Regions from separate parts of the Homo sapiens genome. Here region 1 is linked to region 2. Evidence: chromatin loops called from intact Hi-C (ENCODE). Cell type or tissue: Caco-2. All regions are shown on one strand. Region 1 overlaps KMT5B (lysine methyltransferase 5B). Region 2 overlaps CHKA (choline kinase alpha).

The links. Hi-C counts contacts between places; a loop is a spot of excess contacts. Peaks named below come from ENCODE experiments on the same cell type or tissue, not always from the same donor. Only the 100,000 strongest peaks of a DNase experiment are listed, where the experiment ranks them.
Region 1: it touches region 2 in a loop (2.2-fold over the local background); 5 of 110 quality-filtered maps call a loop at or near these places.

Annotation. Positions count from the first base shown.
Region 1 is chr11:68,163,433-68,171,432 of GRCh38, reverse strand. KMT5B (lysine methyltransferase 5B) reads left to right here. Exons shown (of 11, transcript NM_017635.5): 8 at 182-201; 9 at 282-418; 10 at 4,255-4,451. Among named protein-coding and RNA genes, the nearest start is that of CHKA-DT, 46 kb to the right of the region's middle. In Caco-2, no CTCF peak of the experiment used is centred here; no DNase peak of the experiment used is centred here.
Region 2 is chr11:68,102,936-68,110,935 of GRCh38, reverse strand. All of the region lies in intron 1 of CHKA (choline kinase alpha), which reads left to right. Among named protein-coding and RNA genes, the nearest start is that of CHKA, 14 kb to the left of the region's middle. RefSeq lists a silencer at 7,215-7,415. In Caco-2, no CTCF peak of the experiment used is centred here; DNase peaks (open chromatin) are centred at 4,085 and 4,335.

The DNA of each region.
Region 1 (8,000 bases), 60 kb before region 2:
AAATAGAAATGTTTCCACAAACTTATTAAAATAAATGTATATTCCTTTAGTTGAACTTGAGACCTAAACTCCTATCAAAAGTTGTAAAGTTATATGGAAAGCTTATTTCAGATTTCTATAATTGTTCGTGTTTCAGATCTTATCAACAGTTAATTGACTTTATCTTTTGGACATTTTTCAGATTGCAGACCTAATTGTAAGGTAAGCATTAAAAAAATTTTCTTCAAGTATTTTGTTTTTGCTTCAGGTGTGAGTTTCTTACTGAGTTACTTTTATTTTAGTTTGTGTCAACTGGTCGAGATACAGCATGTGTGAAGGCTCTAAGAGACATTGAACCTGGAGAAGAAATTTCTTGTTATTATGGAGATGGGTTCTTTGGAGAAAATAATGAGTTCTGCGAGTGTTACACTTGCGAAAGGTAAGGTATTAAGTAAAATGTTCAGCCTAAACATTTTTTGTTAACAACCTGATTATGGGGATTAAACTCACATTATCTCTTTGTTGTTTAAATGCAGAGATAGTCTTTATGTTCTTTAGCATAGCGGCTGGTGCAGTGTGTATGAACAAAGTCAAATGCTGCACAGCTATTTAGGGACATTGGAATGTCCCTCAATAAATTTAAAATTTCCCTTTAAAATCTTAATATTACCAGCTAAGAGTGGGCCAGAATACAGATGTGCTTAAGGAGAGAATGGTTAATAGCTCACACACATGCACACACGCAATGCCAGAATGGGGTTGCCGCTACTCAAAATGTCAAGTGGAGTTCACCACTGATAGTCGTCTTGCATATTATCAAGCTGTGTCTTCTGGAATTTTGGTTTCACAGTTCTTAAGAGTTGTTCCCTGATATCAGTCATTCAATAAGGAACCTCTTCTTATGTCTCATCAAGAGTCCTGGAGTCTTTACAGAAATCCCCCAGATCTTCATTGGCAGGACCACCAGTTCATATTGCTCATTATAGTGACTTCTGTGTGTGAGAGCACCATGAAGGGAGCGTCACAGGCTCAGGCAGGCAAGGGCTGCAGGAAGAGTCCCCTCAAAGGCAGTACAGACCACACAGGCCACAGAGAAGGAAACCTGGAGTCCATTTTGCACATCTTGCACTGTGCCAGGCACTTTACTCACACCACCTTGTTCAGTTCTCACAGATATTCATGAGAGAGCTAGGAGGTGCCCACATTGCGAGTACCAGAACATAAGTATCAGACCCCAGTCAGCCTAACTTCAGAGTCCTCATTCTTTCCACTTCATATTGCTTTTGGAGTTATGATCAGAGTTATTAGTGTCACTTCTCCCACTTTAAAACACCTACAAATAGCCAGCCTAGAGGTTGCAGTGGGCAGATACCCCAGTTGCCATTTCCCTCCTTTCTGGATAGCCAGGGATTTCCAACTGTGTGGTGAGAGAGGACGGAGTCATCAAGTCACAGTGCTACCGTAGCCATCCCTCTCCCAGCACTGAGTGGGCTCCTTGCCATAAAGATGTGGCAGAAAACCAGTTCCTAGTGCTGCTGAATTTTTACCAGGGCAGAGGGACATAAAATTTATCTTTTTCTACATAAAAATTATTCACATGTTGGTTAGATCTTGGACCAGTCCAGAGAATACCCTTTAAAGTAGTTTAATTATAGTTCAATAATTCTTCAAAATCATTTTGTAGAGGAAACAGTATAACAGTTAAGTGCCTATCATCTGAAATCAGACTGCCTGGGTTGGAATCCTGCAACTCTGCATTTCATTAGCTATGTGATGTGTAGGGTAAGTCACTTAGCTGCTTTGTGCCTTAATTTCCCCATCTGTAAAATGGGGATAACATCAGAACCTATTTTGTAGGGTTGATGTGAAGGCTAAATTTGTTATTTCCTGTAAAGCATGTAGAATAGCACACAGTTAATACACAAATGTTAACTACAATAATTGGTTTCTGGTTATTTTCCCATTAGAATATGAGCTCCATGAAGGCAGGGGCTTGTATCTGTTTCATTTTCCGCTATATCCCCAGAATACAGAACAGTACCCTGGTGCATAGTAAGTCCTTGATAAATATTTGGTAAATGAATGAATAGAGTAAATATATATAATGAAGTTTTTGGAGGCGGTCCTGAAAACACCTAACCACATACTGAGGATTCCAAACCAACACCGAAACAGCTCTTTCCCTGGTTTAGAACTGCAGGTATAGTCATTTTCCTTGAGCAGATTAGTTCTCTTTCATGAGCCTCTGTTTTCTCACTGGTGAAAATGAGGATAATCCCACCTACTCCACAAGGTTAGTGTGAGAAGTAGATAGAAACGTGTGTAAGTCCTTTTTAAATGGAACAGCATGATGGAGAATAGTGGCCATGGCTATTGTCAGACTGTTTGAGCAGTTTGATTTCAAGATTGGCTGCATATATTCTTGAAGTTCTCATAAACACCAAATTGTTTCTGCCTTTACAGAAATTAGCTGGGAAGATGCATCTAGGAGCTCATTCCATTATTCATTACATATTAACTGAACAGTTACTTAATGTTAGGCCAAGTGCATGCAGGATAAACAAGACCAGCACAGTGCCAGCTGTCAGGGCAGTTCAGTGAAGGGGACACACACACTGTGCTGAGAGCCAGAGGGTAAAAGGAAGAGGCTCCGTGAAGAAGTGAGAATGGACGGAATCACGTGTGCAGAGACACTGAGTCGCGCTAGACACTCCAGGATACATTTGAAGCATGTTTCTCTGCTACACTGTACTGACAGTAGTAATTGTAATATGTTCATAAGTACTGCACATTTTACTCTAGAAAATTTAAAGCAAAGGCCACGCACGTGTGACTCACGCCTATAATCCCAGCACTTTGGGAGGCTGAGGCAGGTGGATCACCTGAGGTCAGGAGTTCGAGACCAGCCTGGCCAACATGGCAAAACCCCGTCTCTACTAAAAATACAAAAATTAGCCAGATGTGGTGGTGCGCGCCTATAATTCCAGCTACTCAGGAGGCTGAAGCAGGAGAATCGCTTGCACCCAGGAGGCAGGGGTTGCAGTGAGCCAAGATCGCACCACTGCACTCCAGCTTGGGTGACACAGCAAGACTGTGTCTCAAAAAAAAAAAAAAAATTCTAATAACAAAAAGCTCCTATAAGCTTATAGGGAAAAGACATAGTCAAATAGGAAAAAAGGTAAAGGAAAAAGAGATGCAGAGATGCTTCACAGGAAAAAAATGGCCATAAATGAGATTAAAACAAGATTAGGTATTCATTTTCACTCATCACTTTGGCAAAAAGTAAAATTTTTTTAGACGGAGTCTTGCTCTGTGTAAGTTTCGATCTCAACTCACTGCAACCTTCACCTTCCAGGTTCACGCAATTCTTCTGCCTCAGCCTCCCGAGTAGCTGGGACTACAGGCGCCTGCCATCACGCCGGGCTAATTTTTTTTTGTATTTTTAGTAGAGACAGGGTTTCACCATGTTCACCAGGATGGTCTCTTTATCTCTTGACCTCGTGATCTGCCCACCTCAGCCTCCCAACGTGCTGGGATTACAGGTGTGAGCCACCATGCCTGGCCCACTTTGGTAAAATTTAAGGAGTACAATGTACCGTTGATGAGGATGTGGAGAAGCAGGAACTCACACCATGCTAGTGGGACCATGATTTGCTCTATCCCTTTGGCAAAGTAATCTGGCAATGTTTATTAAAGGGCTGGACTTTGTGGCTCACGCCTGTAAATCCAGCACTTTGGGAGACCCAGCTGGGAAGATCCCTTGAGCCCAGCAGTTGGAGACCAGCCTGGGCAACATAGTGAGACCCCATCTCTACAAAAAAAAATTTAAAAATTAGCTGGTGGTGGTGCTACACGCTTATGGTCCCAGATACTCAGGATGCTGAGGTGGGACGACTTCTTGAGCCTAAGAGGTTGAGGCTGCAGTGAGCCATGATCGTGCCACTGCATTCCAGCCTGGGCGGTAGAGTGAGACCCTGTCTCAAAAAAAAAAAAAAAAGGAAAAAATTTTACAAGGTCCAGTAGTTTCTCATAGGCAATTAATGATTGATAATAGTCATAACAAGTTGTTTTATTATTTTAAATATAGATTTAAAGTTAATTTTATAATATAGATACTTAATTTCCTTTGTGAGTTCTAGTCTTCGGTTTCCAGTGGTGATTAAGGCCTCAGCAGCTCATCACATCTGTTAACCTGTAGCCAAGTACCCTCAGCAGTTAAGCTTATTATAAGAAAGTGTGTTCTATTTGTTTAACCTGTGCTATTTTCTCTTTCAGACGGGGCACTGGTGCTTTTAAATCCAGAGTGGGACTGCCTGCGCCTGCTCCTGTTATCAATAGCAAATATGGACTCAGAGAAACAGATAAACGTTTAAATAGGCTTAAAAAGTTAGGTGACAGCAGCAAAAATTCAGACAGTCAATCTGTCAGCTCTAACACTGATGCAGATACCACTCAGGAAAAAAACAATGCAAGTAAGTAAGGGAGATTTGATAAGCATATCTTTTAAAAGTATTTTCACACAATTTGCTTTATAAAGTGTGCTTCAGTAGTTTTAAACTTTTAAATACTCAGAGAGACTGGGACTTGTGAGCTTTGGCTGCACTTCAAGGCTCTAGACGTGATTTGAGTAGAGGCACAGTCTGTATCCCATCTCTAACTTCAGTACCGTCCTCTAGACTATTTTTCTTGAATACCTTGGTAACTGGATATGAGTTCTTCATCATATGTTCCAAGGTCATCATATGTTTTAAACATTTTCAAGGTGTTAGAGACTGTGATGATGTCGCTAAGTCCTGCAAGAAGACAAAAGGACTGAGTAGAATTAAATTAGACTCTATACATTCCAGTGCCTAGCCAGTTTGTTAGAAAAGATGATGGACTTGGGGAATTCATAGCTTCTGGCCTTAAGGCTTCCACCTTTTCATTGCTTGCTGACCTTTTTCAAAACGAACTGACTCAGTTCAGCAGACCACCAGTACCAGACTCAGAATTGTGATAGAGGAGCATTTTGAACAGTGCCGTATTGTGACATGCTGTATTGGCTACTCCAGAAAGTAGGAGTAAAGATGGAAAGGAGAAAGAAGCAACCTCTGAGATTCCAGTGGTGTGTGGGGGCAAGATCTGATGGAAACTGAAAAAGAGAACGAAGACTAAACAAAGAGAAAGGAAAGAGAAGAAACCCTAAATGGGCAAAGGAAAGCACATCCTGTTTGCGGAGCTTTGAAATATTGGAACCATTTCTAATTGCTCCTGTTTTTCTGGGTAACACCAGTTTTCTGTAGTTGCCACTAAAGCAGTAGACTCTTGAGTCTCACTTGTCTCTGAGAGAGACAGAAGTTAGAAAGTTTTGACTTGGCGATTCCGAAAGTATGCCTTTGTTGGCACTTAAATGTCCAGTGAGACTTCTTGGCACCTTAGAGCCCTCTGAGATACTGATTATTTTAGGTTCTTCTCCCTACTTTCAGATGTTTTCAGCCCAACACTGGGTGCTCTCTTCCACTACAGAGAATCCTGAAGAAAAGGGAAGGTGTTTCCCATGATGGTGAATGTCACTGCCATGAATTCCTGAATCTACCTGCTGCTGGGAGTCAGAGTCCAAGCATAACCCGTGTAGCATAAAAGCAGCGCTGTAGCCCTATTCCAGTCTTTTTCGTTAATGTCCAGAGTGAACAACAAGAGTTAGTCAATCATTAACTGTTGACTGTTGATTCTCATAATAAATGCAGCATAACGACCATTTGTTTTCTGAGTCTGGTTCCTTGGTGAAACTGGAGACTTGTGAAGCCCATTTTATAAATGCAGACATAAAAACACTTAAAAGCCAGGCATGGTGGCACACCTGTAGCCCCAGCTACATGGGAGGCTGAGGTGGGAGGGTCACTTGAGCCTAGGAGTTTTGAGACCTGCCTGGGCAACATAGTAAGACCTGTGTCTTTTTTTTTTTTTCTTTTGAGACGGAGTCTCGCTCTGTCCCCAGGCTGGAGTGCAGTGGCACACTCTCAGCTCACTGCAGCCTCTGCCTCCCAAGTTCAAGCGATTCTCCTGCCTCAGCCTCCCAAGTAGCTGGGATTACAGGCACGTGCCACCGCATCCAGCTAATTTTTGTATTTTTAGTAGAGACGGGGTTTCACCATGTTGTCCAGGATGGTCTCAATCTCCTGACCTCAGGTGATCCGCCTTGCCTTGGCCTCCCAAAGTGCTGGGATTATAGGTGTGAGCCACTGCACCCGGCCAGAGACCTGTGATTTTTAAACAAAAACACTTAGGTTCGTGCTGCCATCTGTATATGGAGACAGCCACAGAGTTGCCTATGTTGAATGGCTATGTGATGTAGGTGTTTTATGCTTAAGTAGTAACTTTATTACTGGTGTATAGCTACTGAACTCAATATACTACTTAGTTTAAAAGATAAGAATACAAATAATTTTTGGAAGATGTTGGGTGTACTAATATTTAACTATTAATATTTATTAAACCAAATATTTGGGAATATATATTAACAAACTAAATACTTACTGAAATCCTGCTAGTTCTTGAAGACATACAAAGATGTTTGAGACTTGGGCCCTTTCCTCAGGGAGCTTATGCCTTACTTAGCTCCAGGATAAGACAGGTGCACAAGTAAGCAGAACAAACTGGAGGCACAGGCTTTCAAGTTCAGAGGGACTGAATAATCGCTTTAAGCTGAAGTCTCAGCATTACAGAAGAAAGGTGTACATTTTGCAGGGACTGCTGATATTGGGGTGCTTGGCTTATTCAAATTCCCTTTCTGCAGCATGATTGGAGCAATCCAAGGATCAGTATGACTAACTCTGAGGTCATGGGCAGAGTGGATAGGCATGGCTCAGTGCTCTCTCTGAAGGAGCTCAAGGCTTTAGTTGTCTCTGAGACCATTGTATGTTAAGTCATGTTCACATAAGGATTTCTTGAGTTCTTACATGCGTTCTCTTAGGCTGTATTTCTTTTGGTGTTTGTCTCAGCCATCCCCTCCACCTGTCTGAAAGAAAGGTTCTGGAAGCCACATCCTGCAGGAAAGCCAGCACTGCCAGTCCCTCCTCCCAGGGTGGTGGGTGCATGTGCTGTGTATGTGTTTGCGGAGTGCTTTTTCTGTGTGGCTGCTCATCTTTATCATGTGGTTCGTTTAGAATTTAGCAGCTGACAGAGGAACTGCTTTCTTTGAACACATGTATAAAAAAATGTTCTGAGTAGTTGGAAGAAAAATTTCCATACAGGTGCTTTTTCGGAAAGTACCTTGAGAGCTATGGTGTGACTTTGCTTTAGCATCCAGAAGTAGAGACAACAAGGAATCCGTTTTCACAAATCCAGTCCACAGGTCTGAATTAGAATGCCAGGACTGGAGGATTCTGGTTTTTCAGGCCTCTTATGCCTCGCTGACTGGGCTGCCCCCTCTGAAGTTAGTGCTGTGATAGGGAAGGTGAGACCAGAGAGAGGCTCGCGAGCGGTCTGTGAAGATGCGGACACGGGTCTCTGCAGGTGCCACAAGTCAGGACAAGCCCCAGAAGAATCGGCCAGAGGGAGAAGTTGATCTTAACTATGGAGCACCTGTCCTAGATGCAGAGGCTGGGGCGCTGCTCCTCACTCCTGCCCTGTCACTCATGTCAAGAGTTGATCTGAACACTTTTCTGCTGAGCCTTCGGGCTGCTTCCAAATTCTAACACCCCGTTCCAGGTAGCCATTGGCAGTCTGTGCTAGTCATGTCAGATGAAAGCTGCTTGTGCCAAGTAAACTCCTTGAGACCGAGGTCTTTAAAGTCCTGTCAGAGGCCTTCTGGATCCTCCAGCTCTGGAGATGCTCAGCTGTGGCCCTTGTATTATCTTAGTTCACGCTGATTGTGCATTTCCAGTGCGGCCTGAGTGCTCAGGAAGGCTTTGGTGTCGGTCACAGCTCTTTTGTCTGACTGGAAGTCTTGTGCCACCCTGCCTTATGATTTTGAGGACACCCTGAAATGACCATAATAGCCATGCAGTGGGGCCTTTACCCGTAAGTTGAGGCCAACACCA
Region 2 (8,000 bases):
ACCTCCGCCTCCTGGATTCAAGCGATTCTCCTGCCTCAGCCTCCCGAGTAGCTGGGATTATAGGTGCATGCCACCACGCCCAGCTAATTTTGTATTTTTAGTAGAGACAGGGTTTCACCATGTTTGCCAGGCTGGTCTCGGAACTCCTGACCATAAGTGATCTGCCCACCTTGGCCTCCCAAATTGCTGGGATTACAAGCATGAGCCACTGTGCCTGGCTTCCCTGTAAATTTTAGAATCAGTTCGTTGGTATTCACAAAATAACTTGCTGGGGTTTTCATTGGGATTGCATTAAATCTACAGATCAAGTTGGGAAGAACCGACATCTTGATAATATTGAGTCTTCCTACCCATGACTCAATACACATTGAGTGACATAACAAAATACACATTTTGTTAGATTTATATATAAGTATTTCATTTTTGGGGGTGCTCATATAAATGGTAATGTGCTTTTAATTTCAAATTCCACTTATTTGTCACTGGTATGTAGGAAACTGGTTGACTTTTATGTATTAACCTTGTATCTTGCAGTCCTGCTATATAATCTCTTATTCCAGAAATTTTTTTTCACTTCTTTCTGATTTTCTACATAGATAATCATATCATCTACAAAGTTTTATTTCTCTCTTCCTAATCTGTATACTTTTAATTTCCTTTTCTTATTAGTTAGGACTTCCTATGATGTTGGAAAAAAGTGGTGAGGGGGAACATTGTTACCTTGTTCCTGTTCTTCGTAGAAAAGCTGTGACTTTCTCATCAAGTATAATGTTAGCTGTAGGTTTTTTATAGATGTTCTTTATCAAGTTGAGGAAGTTCCTCTCTATTCCTCATTTTCTGAGAGTTTATTATTTACCATGAGTGGGTGTTGGATTTTGTCAGATAGTTTTTCTCCATCTATTGATATGATCATGTGATTTTTCTTCTTTAGCCTGTTGATGTGATAGATTATATTAATTGATTTTATTTTTTATTTTTTATTTTGAGACAGAGTCTCGCTCTGTCACCCACACTGGAGTGCAGTGGCGTGACCTCGGCTCACTGCAACCTCTACTCCCTGGATTCAAGCAATTCTCATGCCTCAGTCACCCGAGTAGCTGGGATTACAGGTGTGCACCATCACATTCAGCTAATTTTTGTATTTTCAGTACAGACAGGGTTTCACCATGTTGGCCAGGCTGGTCTTGAACTCCTGACCTCAAGTGGTCCACCTGCCTTGGCCTCCCCAGGTGCTGGACTACAGGCACGAGCCACCACATCCAGCCTATTGTTGATTTTTGAATGTTTAACCTATAGTCCTATGGTGAGGTCTCAGTCTTTTGGTGAGCCTGTGCACCTAGACTGTGAACTTTACCCATTTTTCTTAGTTCTCCTCCCCGCTTAGGTGGGACAGAATGGCCAGAGGGGGCTGGAATTGTGTATTTGCCCTCTCTCAGGAAGTTTAGGCTCTGAGAAAATCCCAACAGGTTAGACACTGGCAAAATAATTTCTCCTGAGGGCAGACCTTGTTAAGAACAGAATGTTCTGTCGTATTTAAAAATATAAGAGGCCGGGCTCGGTGGCTCACGCCTGTAATCCCAGCACTTTGGGAGCCTGAGGCGGGAGGATCACGAGGTCAGGAGATCGAGACCATCCTGGCTAACACGGTGAAACTCCGTCTCTACTAAAAATACAAAAAATTAGCCCAGTGTGGTGGCGGGCGCCTGTAGTCCCAGCTACTCGGGAGGCTGAGGCAGGAGAATGGTGTGAACCCGGGAGGTGGAGCTTGCTGTGAGCCGAGATCGCGCCACTGCACTCCTGCCTGGGGGACAGAGCGAGACTCTGTCTCAAAAAAAAAAAAAAAAAAAAAGGAAAAGAAAAAAGGAAAGGTTTCTTTGCCCCTCCCTCTGCTGGAAGCATGAAGGGATTTTTTCCCCCCCTCAGTTTTCACTGTAAGGAACTCGTAGAGCTCCTGGAGGTAAAACTCGTCAAAGAATGGGGCTCCCCAGTAATTGGGTCTCCTGGAGTTTTAAACTCTCACAGTTGTCCACACTGAGCCTCCGGCAATTTGTTAGTTATAGTTAAGGTTTTCCTACCCTAGTGCTGATTTGGTGGAGGATTTTGCTCCAGTAAACTGTGATTCTCTGTATCTGCCGGTCTGTCTGTCCAATTTGGGAGGCAGCAGTTTCCCCCTTAACCTCATTTCTTTTTTTTTGAGACAGAGCCTTGCGGTCACCCAGGCTGGAGTGCAGTGGCATGATCTTGGCTCACTGCAAGCTCCGCCTCCCAGGTTCACGCCATTCTCTTGCCTCAGCCTCCCAAGTGGCTGGGACTACAGGCGCCCGCCACCACGCCAGGCTAATTTTTTGTATTTTTAGTAGAGACGGAGTTTCACCGTGTTAGCCAGGATGGTCTCGATCTCCTGACCTCGTGATCCTCCCGCCTTGGCCTCCCAAAGTGCTGGGATTACAGGCGTGAGCCTCTGCGCCCAGCCACCTTATTTCTTTAAGAGTTGATTTTTCAGTTGATTTAGCTTTTTACATGTTGTTAGGATCAGGTGGCGACTTCTAAGCTTCTTACACATACTGGACTGGAAACCAGAAGGTTGAGTGGTATTTCTTTTCTTTCTTTCTTTTTGAGACAGGGTCTTGCTCTTGTTGCCCAGTCTGGAGTGCATTTGTGGGATCATAGCTCAACTGCAGCCTGGAATTCCTGGGCTCAAGCGATCATCCCACCTCACCCTCCTCATTAGCTGGGACTACAGGTGTGTGCCACTGCACCCAGCTAGGAGTAGAATTTAGATAATAATAATAATAAAAGCACTTCTTCTGTTATCTGTCATATATTGCTTTCAGTGATGCCCACGTTCTCCTTCCTGTTTTCCCCTCCAGTGGAGCCCCGTCAGCCTGTCTAGCGTCCTTCCAGGATCTCTCCATTCTCTGTCAGTGGCAGGGAATCTCCTCGTTCTGCTGCGTGGTGGGGCACAACCCTTATCTTTAGTTTTCCACAATGAGATCGTAATTTCCGTGTCTTTCGTAATGTATTTACACATCTTAATGTGCCTAGTACTCTTTTTGTCGAGTATTGACTGGGAGTCAGCGTGGGCTAGAAGGGATGCAAGCACTTTATGAGAAAGTGGGAGGGAGTACTTCTGACCATGCCTGGTGGAAGGACCTCCTAGGTGGGAAGGGTAGGCAGAGGCATGCTGTGTTCCAAGGACTGTGCTAAGGACAGTGGCGGCTTGAAATTTGTATTTTAGAAACACTTTCTAAGGTGGCCTAGGGGATAGCATAGAGGAGAGAGGGATCAAGAAGCTGGGAGACCAGAGAGGAGGCTGCTGTAGTGGGGGTTGGGGGAGGATATACATTTGGGCAGGAGCATTGAGAATGGAAAGGAGGAGAGAATTTGGGAGATAGGGAGAGGACCAGGCCATTGGAAACGAGGAAGATTTTGAGCCTGGGTGAGTGGGAAAAAGGCACTACTGTTAACTGAAATAGGCAAATCAGGAGGAAGAAATTATTTTGAATAGAGGAAGGAAAAGATTATAAGTTGGGAATCAAGTTAGAGAACAAATTGGTTTTCAAATTTTGGGGAAGGAAAAATAGGTAAAAACTGCAGAAAGAATGATAAAAAAAGTAGAGGAATAGTGGGGTGATTTTGTACCCGCATCTCGCCATTTGGTAATGTTTGAACATTTTTTTTTTTGAGACAGAGTCTCACTCTGTCACCCAGGTTGGAGTGCAGTGGCTCAATCTTGACTCATTGAAATCACTGCTGCTCAGGTTCAAGCGATTCTCCTGCCTAAGCCTCCCAAGTAGCTGGGATTACAGGTGCCTGCCACTGCGCCCGGCTAATTTTTGTATTTTTAGTAGAGACGGGGTTTCACCATATTGGCCAGGCTGGTCTTGAACTCCTGATCTCGTGATCCACCCACCTCGGCCTCCCAAAGTGCTGGGATTACAGGTATGATCCACCATGCCCGGCCGAACATGTTTTTTATTGTTACCATGTTGGTGGTAGTACAGCTGGCATCTAGTGAATAGAGGGCAGTGTTGCTGCTAAACATTCCTGCAGTACACAGGGCAGCTTTGCCCCTCAGCAAAGAATGACCTGGCCCCAGATACAAAGCGTCAAGGCTGAGCCGTGCTGGAGTAGAATTCTTAAGACTGAGCTTTATCCTTTCTTCCTTCTGGCATCCTCTTAAACATTAACCTTTGCTTTGCAATTGGTGCTGATAAGTGAACAGCTCATATGATCTCATGTAATTTTCGCAGAAACTTCTGTTAGATACTGCTACATTGTTTTATGGTGTGAAAACAGACTTGGAGGCCTGCCCAAGGTCTGCACAGCTATTTTGTGCAGAGCCAGCACTCCACCTGGGCTGGACTGGTCTTTTTTTTTTTTTGGAGGCAGGGTTTTTGTGTTGCCCAGGCTGGAGTGCAGTGACGTGATCACGGCTCACTGCAGCCCCAACCTTCCAGGCTCAAGCAGTCATCCCACCTCAACTTCCCAAGTACCTGGGACCACAGGCTCAATGCCACCATGCCTGGCCAATTAAAAAAAAAAATTGTAGAGATCGAGTCTTGTTATGTTGCCTAGGCTGGTCTCCAGCTCTTGGGCTGAAGCAATCCTTTCACCTTGACCTCCTGAAGTGTTGAGATTGATTATAGGTGTTAGCCACTGTGCTTGGCCTAGCCTGTTCTTTTAATGGTACCTCCTGGCTTTTCTTGTTTTCAGAGAGGTGGGGGTTAATACCGTCCTGATTACTCCGTAGAGGTGCTGATGTTTTACTGCAGCACTGTTTTTTTCACCTGAGCCATAGCTGCAATTTGAATTTTAGATGGTTAGAAGAAATTTTTCAAAAATCTGCTTTTTTTTCTTATTTTCCTTGTGCTCTAAATTCAGTAGCTGTTTTGATATTACGCTGTATTCTCTTTTCCATGTAGCCAGCCCTATGGCTTAAAGATCATTTCTCTGTTGAGACACTGGTTATGTCGTGATTTTTTTTTCTTTCTAGTCATTTTGACTTTTAGATGATAGTCATGGAACTGCCTGCTCTATTTTCTCCTAGGTCCAGGCCCTCAGCCTTGGGGACTAAGCCCTGTATGTGCTAGACTGGGTACCCTGTGACTTGTAGACAGTTTGCGGAGCTTTCAGTGGCTTTTTTGCTTTTCAGCAAAATATAGTTGGTTAGGTAACTTCTTATCTTAATTTATCAGGTGGAAATCTTTGTGTTACAGGTTGGAGCAGACAGTTCCTCAGGTTTGTCATCTGCCTAAGCATTCATTCAGCGGATTCACATACATGAATCCCAAAATATCCCCGTTGCTAAAAATGACAGGGGAAAAAACCCAAATAATTAAAAATAGGTAGATGTTTGACATTAGAGATGGCATATTTCTTTCTTTTTCTTTTCTTTTTTTTTTTTTTTTTTTTTTTTTTGAGATGGAGTCTCACTCTGCTGCCCAGGCTGGAGTACAGTGGCCCGATTTCGGCTCACTGCAACCTCCTCCTCCCGTGTTTAAGCGATTCTCTTGCCTCAGCCTCCTGAGTAGTTGGGACTATAGGTGTCTGCCACCATGCCCAGCTAATTTTTGTATTTTTAGTAGAGATGGGGTTTCACCGTGTTTGCCAGGCTGGTCTTGAATTCCTGACCTCATGATCCACCCGCCTCAGCCTCCCAAAGTGCTGGGATTACAGGCGTGAGCCACCATGTCCGGCCTAGAGATGACATATTTCAAGACCTTGGGCAGCCTACTAAGTTGTTGTATCACTGTAGCATGTAGCATGGGTTTTTCTTGTTTTATAGTGCTATAGAATGTAACAGGCATTAAATAATCTCTTTTTTTTTTTGAGATGGAGTTTCACTCTGTTGCCGAGGCTGGAGTGCAATGGTACGATCTCAACTCACTGCAGCCTCCATCTCCCGGGTTCAAGCGATTCTCCTGCCTCAGCCTCCTGAGTAGCTGAGATTACAGACATGTGCCACCACGCCTGGCTAATTTTGTATTTTTAGTAGAGACAGGGTTTCACCATGTTGATCAGGCTGGTCTTGAACTCCTGACCTCAGATGATCTGCCCGTCTTTGCCTCCCAAAGTGCTGGGATTCCAGGCGTGAGCCACTGTGCCCGGCCAGAATTTTATAATTTTATAACCTGTGTATTTGATGTAAGTGCTGAGGCAATGGAGCATTATTCATAATGTTTATAATTGACATGTAATAATTGTACATATTGGTCGGGTGCGGTGGCTCACGCCTGTTATCCCAGCAATTTGGGAGGCCGAGGCGGTTGGATCACTTGAGGTCAGGAGTTCGAGACCAGCTGACCAACATGGTGCAACCCTATCTGTACTAAAAATACAAAAATTATTAGCTGGGCATGGTAGTGGGAGCCTGAATCCTAGCTACTCAGGAGACTAATGCATGAGAACCGCTTAAACCTGAGAGGCGGAGGTTGCGGTGAGCCGAGATTGCACCATTGCACTCCAGCCTGGATGATAGAGCAAAACTCAGTCTCAAAAAATAATAATAATAATAATTGTCCTATTTATGAGGTATAAGGTGAATTTATTCCTTCCATCTGACTATAATATTGTACCAGTTGGCCAACCTCTCCCTGTCTCCCCTCCCCTCGCCTCTGGTAAGCACTATTCTCAACTTCTATGAGATCAACTTTTTTAGATTCTACACAAGTGAGATCACATTGTTACTGTCTTTCTGTGCCTGACTTACTTTGCTTAATATAAGTACTGTCCTCCAGGTTCATCCATATTGTCACAAATGACAGAATTTCCTGCTTTTATAAGGCTTAATAGGATTCTACTGTGTATATATACCACATTTTCTTTATTCATCTGTTGATGGACACTTACATTTATTCTATAATCAATTGATGGCTTTTGTGACTAGTGCTGCAATATACATGAGAGTGTAGATGTCTGATGTACTGATTTCATTTCCTCTGGATGTATTACCAGTAATGGGATTGCTGGATTTTTAATTTTTTATTTTATTTAATTAATTTATTTATTTTTTATTTTTTTGAGACTGAGCCTTGCTCTGTCTCCCAGGCTGGAGTGCAGTGGTGTGATCTCGGCTCACTGCAACACTGCCTCCCGGGTTCAAGTGATTCTCGTGCTTCCTCCTCACAAATAGCTGGGATTACAGATGTACACCACCATGCGTGGCTAATTTTTTTGTTTTTTTAATAGAGACAGAGTTTCACCATGTTGGCCAGGCTGATCTCGAATTCCCGACCTCAGGTGATCTGCCCGCCTCAGCCTTCCAAAGTGCGGGGATTACACGCATGAGCCACTGCACCAAGCCTGGATTTTTTTTTTTTAAACTTGCTTTGATGAGCAGGAGCTGGATCTTAATGGTAATTCTATTTTTAATTTTCTGAGGACCCTGCATACTGTTTTTCATATCTGTACTAACTTACATTGCCATCAACAGTGTGTAAGGGTTCCCTTTTCTCCACATCCTTGTCAACGTTTGTTATCTTTTATCATTGAAAATAGACAGTCTAATAATGACTAGTGGTGGTCAGCATTTTTTCATATACCTGTTGGCCATTTATTTTATTTTTTTTAAATTTACTGAGACAGGGTCTTGCTCCGTCACCCAGGCTGGAGTGCAGTAGCACAATCACAGCTCATTTGCAGCCTCAACCTCCCAGGCTCAAGTGATCCTCCCATCTCAACCTCCCGAGTAGTTGGGACTGCAGGCACGTGCTACCTACCACATGTGGCTTTCTGGCCATTTATTTGTCATCTTTTGATAAATGTCTGTTGGGTCTTTTGCCTTGTTTTTGTTATTGAGGGATGGAATCTTGCTCTGTCATCCAGGCTGGAGTACAGTGGTGCATTCATAGCTTACTTCAGCCTCAAACTCTTAGGCTCAAACAATCCTCCTATGTCAGCCTCCCAAGCTGGGAATATAGGCACACGCCACCATTTAGGGCAAATATATTTTTTTTTTTTTAAACAGGGTCTTGCTCTGTCACCCAGGCTAAAGTACA